2 separate regions of the Homo sapiens genome follow, and region 1 is linked to region 2. A link is an interaction called in ENCODE POLR2A ChIA-PET data of the cell type or tissue named here. Cell type or tissue: Caco-2. All regions are shown on one strand. Region 1 overlaps CERS6 (ceramide synthase 6). Region 2 overlaps CERS6 (ceramide synthase 6).

The links. Peaks named below come from ENCODE experiments on the same cell type or tissue, not always from the same donor. Only the 100,000 strongest peaks of a DNase experiment are listed, where the experiment ranks them.
Region 1: POLR2A ChIA-PET joins it to region 2 with 5 read pairs; 4 of 35 experiments call an interaction of 5 or more read pairs at or near these places.

What each region holds. Positions count from the first base shown.
Region 1 is chr2:168,532,197-168,537,196 of GRCh38, reverse strand. All of the region lies in intron 1 of CERS6 (ceramide synthase 6), which reads right to left. Among named protein-coding and RNA genes, the nearest start is that of MIR4774, 48 kb to the left of the region's middle. In Caco-2, no CTCF peak of the experiment used is centred here; no DNase peak of the experiment used is centred here.
Region 2 is chr2:168,476,428-168,481,427 of GRCh38, reverse strand. The region is part of intron 1 of CERS6 (ceramide synthase 6); the gene reads right to left. LOC102724081 (a long non-coding RNA gene) reads left to right here. Exons shown (of 4, transcript XR_002959433.2): 1 at 1-5,000. Among named protein-coding and RNA genes, the nearest start is that of CERS6, 23 kb to the right of the region's middle. In Caco-2, no CTCF peak of the experiment used is centred here; a DNase peak (open chromatin) is centred at 2,937.

The DNA.
Region 1 (5,000 bases), 56 kb before region 2:
CTTTACACTTTGCTCTTTCTTTATACTTTGCTTACCATGTTTTTATTAAACAAAATTGCATCATACTACATGTATTTATATTTATTTTGTGTTTCCTTTGTTGTTGAGTAATAACAAAGCCCATGTGGAAAAAAGGTGGCACAGCTTATAAAGGTATAATTAATCTTGTGGTGAAAGAGAACTATGGACAAAGCAAAGGCATTTACAAATAACACAATAGTCCATGTTCTCCAAGAACTCAAGAAATGTTTATTGCCCATCAAAATTCTACTATCTTCATTTTTGTAATTTTTGTGAATTTTAAAAGCAGTGTATATTACATCAAGTGTAGAAAGTAACAAAAAGCACTTGTAATAATATTAAAAATCGCAAGGAATGCTATCAAAGATAACCATTATTAACATTTGAACATTTTTCTGCTATCCCTCCCCCACATGCTACCAGATCTTTCTTTATACTTTGCTTACCATGTTTTTATTAAACAAAATTACATCATACTACATATATTTATAATTTGCTTTACTTTCCTACTGTGAATATTTCCCACAGAAAATTACATATCCTGGTAGGGCATGGTATTTAATGGTTACAAAGACTTACACTGTTGTTCTTTTTTTGTTTTATAAATTTTGTTGTGTATATTTGAGGTGTGCAACATGTTATAGGATACATATATAGTAAAATGGCTACTATAGTGAAGCAGATTAATATATCTATCATCTCACTGTGTGTGTGACAAAAGCAGCTAGAATCTACTTATTTAAAATAAATAGGTTTATTTATTTTATTAAAAAATCTCCAAAACAATACAATGTTGTTAACTCAGGCCTCATGTACATTAGATCTCTACGTGTGTTCATATTATATTGTTGTTCTTATTTCTTGCTACTGGGACTATTCTCTAAGAAAATAGCCACTGGGCCCTTTCTGACAGTACAGAACTCTGATCAAAGTCCCACCATGTTGTTATGATATCAACGATATAAGCAAAAGTGAATCTGAAGAATTGAATTATTTAGGTTGACCACTAAAATACTCTGTCATCATAGGATAACTATCCATTCTTGCATCTGCATTATCTCTGCCACTTGAATTTAGGATCACTTTTGCTAGCTAAAGCTTCAAGAAATTAACCATAAAGTTTTGAAGATGAAAATTTCCAGACTCTTCTACATCCTAGATTTTCACATTTTTAAAGATTTTTGATGATCAACAGAAAAATGGGCAAAAGACGTTAAGTAGGCAATTTTCAAAAGAACAAATGGAAACATCAATAAACATACAACAAGATATTCAGCCACATCAGGAAAATGTACCAAGACCATTTCATGCCCATCAGGCTGAGTTTTATAATGTGAAATATAGCCAATGATTTGGAAAAATAAGAATACCAATAAATTTCTCATGTCGAAGTTTAATTAAAAATGCACACGAGATATAAAAAGGTAGTATACAGAAATAAGTAACAAATGACCAATAGACATATGAAAAGATGGTCATCCTCATTCAAAAAAAAAAAAAAAAAAACTGGTATCAAAACATTGTTGGGCAGGGCCAAGATGGCCGACTATAAACAGTGGCGATCTGAGGCTCCAATCAAAAAGAACCATAGTAAGCGTGTGAATCCTTCACTGGCAACCAAGGTATCCACGTTCTCTCATCAGAACTCACTAGGAGGCTGGCATGATCCACGGAGAGGAAGGAAGCGCAGTGTGGTATGGCGGCCCACCTGAGAGCCAGGAGAACCCTCTCCCCCCAACCAAGGGAAGCAGTAAGTGAACATGCTACCCAGCCAGGGAATCCGTGCCTTTTCCACGGAATGGTGCAACCCATGGATCAGAAGATCCCACTCGTGAACGCATTCCACCGGGGCCTAGCGTCCCAACTCCAGAGCCACACGGATTCTCAATAGCCCTTCAGCTGGAATCTGCTTAAGACTACTGAGCTCCCAGGGGGAAGGGTGACCAGCACCACAGCTGCGGCTGCCTGCTGTCTAAGCCATATGAGCTCCTTAAGGGAGGGGCAGCAGCCAGCACTGGGACTCACACTGCTTAACATGCTAAGCTCCCTGGGCAGGAGAAAGGCAGCATCTATCACTATAGCTCCAGGCCATGCTTTTCCCCTGCTGGAGCCAGGGAGGCTGGACGGCTTGGTCCCAAGACGTGTCCCCGACAGCCCAACACACCGGCTGTGGCAGACTGCAGCCAGAGTGCCTCCTCAGGCCTGATCCTCACTGGGTGGGGCTTCCCTGCAGGAACTCCAATAACTCCAGCCAGAGGCTCAGGGACAGAATACGGATCTCCTTGGACCTAATCTCCTAGTGGGAGGGGTGGCCGCAGTCTCTGCGGACCAGCAGACTTAGCCTTTCCTCCTGGTAGTTCTGAGGAATCTGGGCAGCCCAGATGACTGTGTTTCCCCACAGTGAGGCACACCCCTTCCACCAAGGGACAAAGTGCTTTGTTAAACGGGTCCTGTTGTTCCCCATGCCACCCAACAGGGTGAGACCGTCCAACAGGGGTTGTCAGGAACCCTATACAGGAGTGATCCTACTGGCTTGAGGTTGGTGCCCCTCGAAGTCAGAGATACCAGAAGAAGGAGCAGGCACCCATCCTTGCTGTTCTCCAGCCTCCTTGAGTGACATCTCCCGACGCGGGAGCGAGCCAGATGAATAGGGCCTGAAATGAACCCCCAGGGAACTGCAGCAGCCCTGCAGAAAATGGACCTGACCATTGAAAGAAAAACAAACAGAAAGCAACGACAACAGCATCAACAATTAAAAAAAAAAAAAAGCCCCACAAAAACCGCATCCAAGGGTTAGCAGGTTCAAAGATCGAAACTAGACAAACTCACGAAGATGAAAAAGAATCAAGGAAAAAACACTGAAAACCCAAAAAGCCTGAATGACTCTTCTCCAAATGATCGCAACGTCGCCCCAGCAAGGGTGCAGAACTAGACGGAGGATGAGATGGACAAACTGACAGAAGTAGGCTTCAGAAGACGGGTAATAAAAAACTACACTGAGCTGAAGGAGCATGTTCTAACCCAATGCAAAGAAACTAAGAACCTTGATAAAAGGTGACAGGAGCTGCTAACTAGAATAACCAGTTTAGAGAGGAACATAAATGACCTGATGGAGCTGAAAAACACAGCACGAGAACTTCGTGAAGCATACACAACTATCAATAGCCAAATCAACCAAGCGGAAGAAAGCATATCAGAGTTTGAAGACCGCCCTACTGAAATAAGGCATGCAGACAAGACTAGAGAATAAAGAATGAAAAGGAATAACAAAGCCTCCAAGAAATATGGGATCTCGTAAAAAGACCGAACCAATGATTGACTGGAGTACCTACCTGAAGGACATGGGGAGAATGGAAACAAGCTGGAAAACACACTTCTGGATATTACCCAGGATAACTTCCCCAACCTAGCAAGACAGACCAACATGCAAATTCAGGAAATACAGAGAACACCACTAAGATACTCCACGAGAAGATCAACCCTGAGACACATAATTGTCAGATTCTCCAAGGTCAAAATGAAGGAAAAAATGTTAAGGGCAGCCAGGGAGAAAGGCCAGGTCACATATAAAGGGAAGCTCACCACACTAACAGCAGATCTTTCAGCAGAAACTCATCATACCGAATGGGCAAAAGCTGGAAGCATTCCCTTTGGGCACAAGACAAGGATGCCCTCTCTCACCACTCCTATTCAACATAATATGAGAAGTTCTGGCCATGGCAATTAGGCAAGAGAAAGAAATAAAAGGTATTCAAATAGGAAAAGAAGTCGTCAAACAATTCCAATCTATTCCAAACTATTCCAGTCTATTCCAAACTATTCCAAACTATTCCAATCTATTCCAAACTATTCCAATCTGTTCCAAACAATAGAAAAAGAGGGACTCCTCCCTAACTCATTTTATGAGGCCAGCATCATCCTGATACCAAAACCTGGCAGAGACACAACAAAAAAAGAAAATTTCAGGCCAATATCCCTGATGAACATTCATGCGAAAATCAATGCAAGATATACAACAAGTATAAAATGCAAGATACACAACAAGTATAATATTCCACTTGTGTAGGTACTTTTAAAATTTGTTATCAGGAAGAGTAGTGAGAAACTGTTAAAGGCAATAACCTTTTAGGGTTAAGACAATGTGTATTTCATACTTTTCTGTACTACTTTAAATTTGTGCTTATATACACTTTATATTTATTTTAAAGGTAAATAACTTAAATGCTTTCAATGAATATTTAGTAACATAAAAAAATGCTCAGAAATGAGAGAAAACAATGTCTATCTGGTCACTGTTTATTTACATATAAATTTCTGCCATATAAAAGAAACTGAAAATATATTAAAAGGTTACCGGTATTTGTTGCCAAACAATGGGATTATGGCTTACTTTATATTCTTTAAAAAATGTTTTTCTGTATTTTTCAACATCTTAAAATGAGAGTTCAAATTTTTAATGCCAAAAATTAAAAGTAAGTATTGTTAAAAATAGAGATGAACAAGATGGTCTCTATCCCAGGTAAGACTCAAAACCTCAATGATACAAAAATCTAACATGGAAAGCCCTGAGACAGCTACAATTTAGCTAACTCCACGGGGCTCTTCTAGCAAAGGGCTACACTGTGACTGAGACAAAGGAGAAAACAAATGGAATAAAAATAAAAGGCCATTTTTAGTACCTGTACAGATAGAAAAAAAAGGATGGCATTCAAGGCAATGAGAACACCAAAAGACATGAAACTATGCAACTAGATGAAATTACTCCAAAAAAAGTGTTATCAACACTAAATAAATATAGTTAAGAGAATCTCTGATGCCACCAGAAAAGAAATTGCTTCTTCCTGGGCCTGGAGACACCACAGAACTTCTCTATTTTCTCATCTACATAACGAAAATCATAATTACACTCTGTTTCATGTTGGGATTTTCTAAATCACTGGCACCTTGGGAGCAACTGGAATGGGACAGAGATAGGGGAG
Region 2 (5,000 bases):
GTCCGTTTTTTTTTGAGACGGAGTCTCCCTCTGTTGCCCAGGCTGGAGTGCAGTGGCACAGTCTCAGCTCACTGCAAGCTCCGCCTCCAGGTTCACATCATTCTCCTGCCTCAGCCTCCAGAGTAGGTGGGACTACAGGTGCCAGCCACCACGCCTGACAAATTTTTTGTATTTTTAGTTGAGACGGGGTTACACCATGTTAGCCAGGATGGTCTCGATCTCCTGACTTCATGATCCGCCCACCTCAGCCTCCCAAAGTGTTGGGATTACAGGCGTGAGCCACTGCGCCCGGCCAGCCTGGCCAACTGTCCCTCTTTCAAACCACAAGCTCCTCAAGGATCCTCTGCAGATGCCTCTCTGCGAGTCAAGCCCAGGTTGGTGCCCAGCAACTTTCAGAGTGATGTTTCATTTCCTGCATGCTTTCTCTACATAGCACCAGTAAGCCTGGACTTCTAGCCCATGATAGAAGCGTGCCCCTAATTCCCGGCTATCTTTCTAACATGGACTCCCCATGCTACTCAAGACTTCTATCCACAATTTATGTCCTCAACAGACTCTGGCTTGTCTGAGGGTTCCAACATTTCCCTCTTATTCTGACTTAGATATATGTCTACTCTATTTCACATAACTTTCCCCAGTTCTAGGTTTTCACCCTAAATTTAGTGGCTCAAACCCTAATATCTGGCTTCAAAAAAACTCAGCAGAAGTTCAAAAGCATTTCTATTCCTCCAAGCTCATATGTTCTTTTTCCTACACTAGGCTGAGGTCCCAGATGCCAGTTCTCAGACACATTAGTGGCTCTAGATATGCACTTAAAGCAAACATAACCTTAAACGGTAAATAAAGAACCCGGAACTTGGAATTAACATATGCGTTTCTGATGCTAGCTCTGCCACTAAGATCACACCACTGTATGATCTTGGATGAGTCATTAACTCTCTAGGTCTGTTTTTTTCATCTCTAACATTAAGAGGTTTTATAATTTCAAAGTTCTCTTCCAGCTATGAAATTTTATTATTATATTCTGCAAAAGTATTTGTCAGATTAATTCCTAGACATATAAAGACATATAAAGGTTTAACACATTATCTATTGTTATTTACTCTGCCATTTCTCCTCTCCATTTGTGTGGACAACTGAAAGTCAATTACGTATGCTAAGGCAAAGACATTGGGGAAGACTCCCTATACTTTTACTCCACTGGCATATCTAGATGAACAACTTAGTGCCCTGCTGATTAAAGGACTCAAAGACTCATCCATATCCATTTCTCTCACAAGTTTAAAGAAGCAAAACCCAGTCGCTGCTACCTACTATGGGCCAGGGATCCAGTTAAGCACTTTACTGCCTTAATTCCAATCCTCACTATTTGAAAGGAAAAAATGATCACCATTTCACAGGATCAGAGTGGTTCTTTAGCTTACCCAGCATCACAGCTCTAACAAATGGTGGTGGAAGAATTCAAATGTAAGACCTTTGCTTAGGACAGGCACGCTAGTAAAGACCAGAAAAGGTATTAAGGCCGGGATTCGTGGCTCATGCCTGTAATCTCAGAACTTTGGGAGACCGAGGCGGGCAGATCACCTTAGGTCGGAAGTTCGAGACCAGCCTGACCAACATGGAGAAACCCCGTCTCTACTGAAAATACAAAATTAGCTGGGTGTGGTGGCACATGCCTGTAATCCCAGCTACTCAGGAGGCTGAGGCAGGAGAATCACTTAAACACAGGAGGAGGAGGTTGCAGTGAGCCGAGATCGCGCCATTGCACTCCAGCCTGGGCAACAAGAGCAAAACTCTGTCTCAAAAAACAAAACAAAATAAAAAAGAAAGGGTATTTAACATCTCAGGCTTGGGCACAAGTGATCGCAACACTCAACCTGCCTGCCATACCATAAGCATGCATTAAACTTTCTATTGCATTTAACAGTACTTACATTGTGCCCTTCCCAAAAGATAGAAAGAAATGGATTCTCCTAGGAATGGCTTCAAATTTGTCATATGTGAAAAAAGAAAATAAAGTCTGTAATTTAAACATTATATATACACACACACATGCATATCTACTTGCTATATTTAAAAATCTAGTTAGAAATGAAAATATGTCAATGACCCTATCATTTTGAACAAGTAAACATAAAATGGAATAAATAAAAATACAGATGAAAATAAATGGGAAATACAGAAGTCATTTATTTTAACTCAGAGTTTTAAACTCTGTCTCTAAAAATGAATAGAAATTAGTACTAACTAGTAAGATAAATTATAAAGTTACAATAATTAAAATTGTCATCATATGGTAGAAATTTAGAATATGATCGAGGTAGCACTTCAAATCAGAGAAAAAAATATGGATTATTTAGTAAATGATGTTAGGACTATTTGCCAGCCAACTGGGGGAAGAAAACAAAATCTGGAGTTCCCATTTCTGACACCAAAATTAACGAAGTTCTCATCTCTCACACCAAAATTAATTCAAGATGGCTCAAAAATTTAACAAAAAACATAATGAAATATTCAGAGAGAATTTTTGTTAAACATAATAAATAAAGTAAATGTTTTTATCTCCAAGACCTCTTGAGACCTAAGTCACTAAAGATTAAATTAAACAGGGTAAAATTCTAAAAGGACTAATGATGATGATAACAAATAAGAGATGTCACCCAAGACAGAAGGGCCAGGGTAACTGATTAAGCCAAGTGGAGATAGCTGAAGCCTAACCAGCTCCAGTGATAAAAGTCTCCAGGGATGGAAATCAAAGAAAGATGTCTTACACTTTCACATGCACGAGAATCACCTGGTGATGCCCAGATTCCAAGTCAACAGATCTGGGGTGGAGCCTGAAGTGCTGCATTTCTAACAAGCTCCCTGGTGATGGGGCAGAGGCTGATGGTCTATGGTTCACACTTTGAGTAGAGAGGCTTTAGACTAGAGAATGCCAGAAATGTTTGACAACTGTAGGCACCAGATACCTCTGGAGGTCAGGGTGTAAAGTTCAGCTGGAACAGGATACTGGTCCAAAGTCTGTACAAGGAACATGAACACCTCCAGATTGGGTCCCCGAAACCAGGTGACTGCTCTCCCCAGCCCCAGCAGAGAGGGGTGGTTTACTCCTGGGAAGGTTGAATCACAGAGGACCTGGCTTTTGGGACACTGAGTACAGTGACCAAAACAGGATTAAGATAAATCTTCATCTCACTGCTCAGCTCTCAGAACAGTGGCAGCAGGCTTATAACCATCAAGCAGGCTAGAGAAAAGCTGTTCTCTGGGGAAACTGACTAGTTCAAGAGAAAGTACTCTAAGGAAAAAACAAAACAAAGCAAACAAACAAAAAAAAAAACCCTGAATGATCAGACTACATAAAACTTGAAACCTTCAGCCAGGGAAAAATATCATGAAGTCAAAAGACAAAGCACATAAGCAAATATTCTCAGTATACATGAAAAAGAGCATATTTCTTTCTTTTTGCATAGGAAGCCTTTATAAAACAATAAACACTCCCAAAAAAGACAAAAACATTAATTCGTGGAAAACTAAATACAAGTGGCTTTAAAACATATAAAAATGTGCTTAACTTCACTTTTAAAAAGCGCAAGTTAAAATAATACCATTTTTCACACAGTCAATTGGCAAGCGTTTGCAAGTTCAATCATACTGTTAGAAACTTTCCTTCAGTGAGCAGAAATATATAAACACGTACAATCCCCTAAGGGGACAATTCTCCAATATCTATCAAAATTCAAACAGACCCAGCCACTTCACACTAATAGAAATTTAAGGTAATTCACATGGAAAGAAAGAAAGACGTACAAAAGTTGCCACTGTGACATTGCTTTTAATAGCATATGATTGGAAATGATCTCAAGAAGCACTGATAGGGGAGTGGTTAAATTATGATAAATATATGCATTTTATATGCTATATAAAATGTTAAAAATTCTGCACAACCATTTACTAGAAAAAAGTTGACTTTTCAATATTTCCATAAAAAGATGTTCAAGATATAGTAAGTGAAAAACAAAGTGCAAATGAGCTTATATAGTTGTGTTAAATAAAATGTAGAGACACATGGCTATGGACTGAATGTTTATGTCCCCCCAAACTTGCATGTTGAGGCCTACAACCCCAGTGTGATGGAACTAGGGTGTAGGGCCTTGAGAAGCAATTACAAGGGTGGAACCAACCATGAATGGAATTAGTGCCCTATGAGACTCTCTCTCTCTCTCTCTCTCTCTCTCTCTCTCTCTCTCTCTCTCTGTCTCTCCCTCATTCCTTTCCTCCCTCACTCTACCATGTGAGTATACAAAAAAAAAGACAAAGAGCCTCTGCAAACCAGGAAGAGGTGCCTCACCAGACACTGCATCTGCTGGTGCCTTGATCTTAGGCTTGTCTCCAGAACCATGAAAAATAAATTTCTGTTGTTTACGCCACCAGTCTATGGTATTTTGTCATAGCAACCTGTGATGGTTAATTTTGGGTGTCAACTTCACTGGATTAAGGCATACCTAGAGAACTGGTAAAGCATTATTTTGGGGTATGTATATGACTGTGTTTCCAGAGGAGATTAGTATGTGACTCTGAGCAAATTAAATGGGGAAGATCTGCCCTCAATATGGGCAGACACTATCCAATTGCCTGGGGTCTTGGATAGAAAAAAAACAGAGGAAAAGGATTTCCTGTCTCTCCTGGAGCTAGCACACACTCTTCTCCTCCCGCCTCTGGACATCAGGACCCCAGGCTCTCCAGCCTTGGGACTCCAGGACTTACAAAAGCAGTCCCTACTACGTTCTCAGGCCTTTTCACTTAGACTGAGCCAAGGTACTGATGCTGCAGGGACTCCAGCTTACAGACAGCCTATTGCAGGACGTCTCAGCCACCAAGATCATGTGAGCCAATTCCTCTAATAAATCTCCTATCTAATCTATCTAACATATTTATCTATCTATCATCTATCTATCCATCCATCCTATTGGTTTTCTCTGGAGAACCCTAAGACACAACCC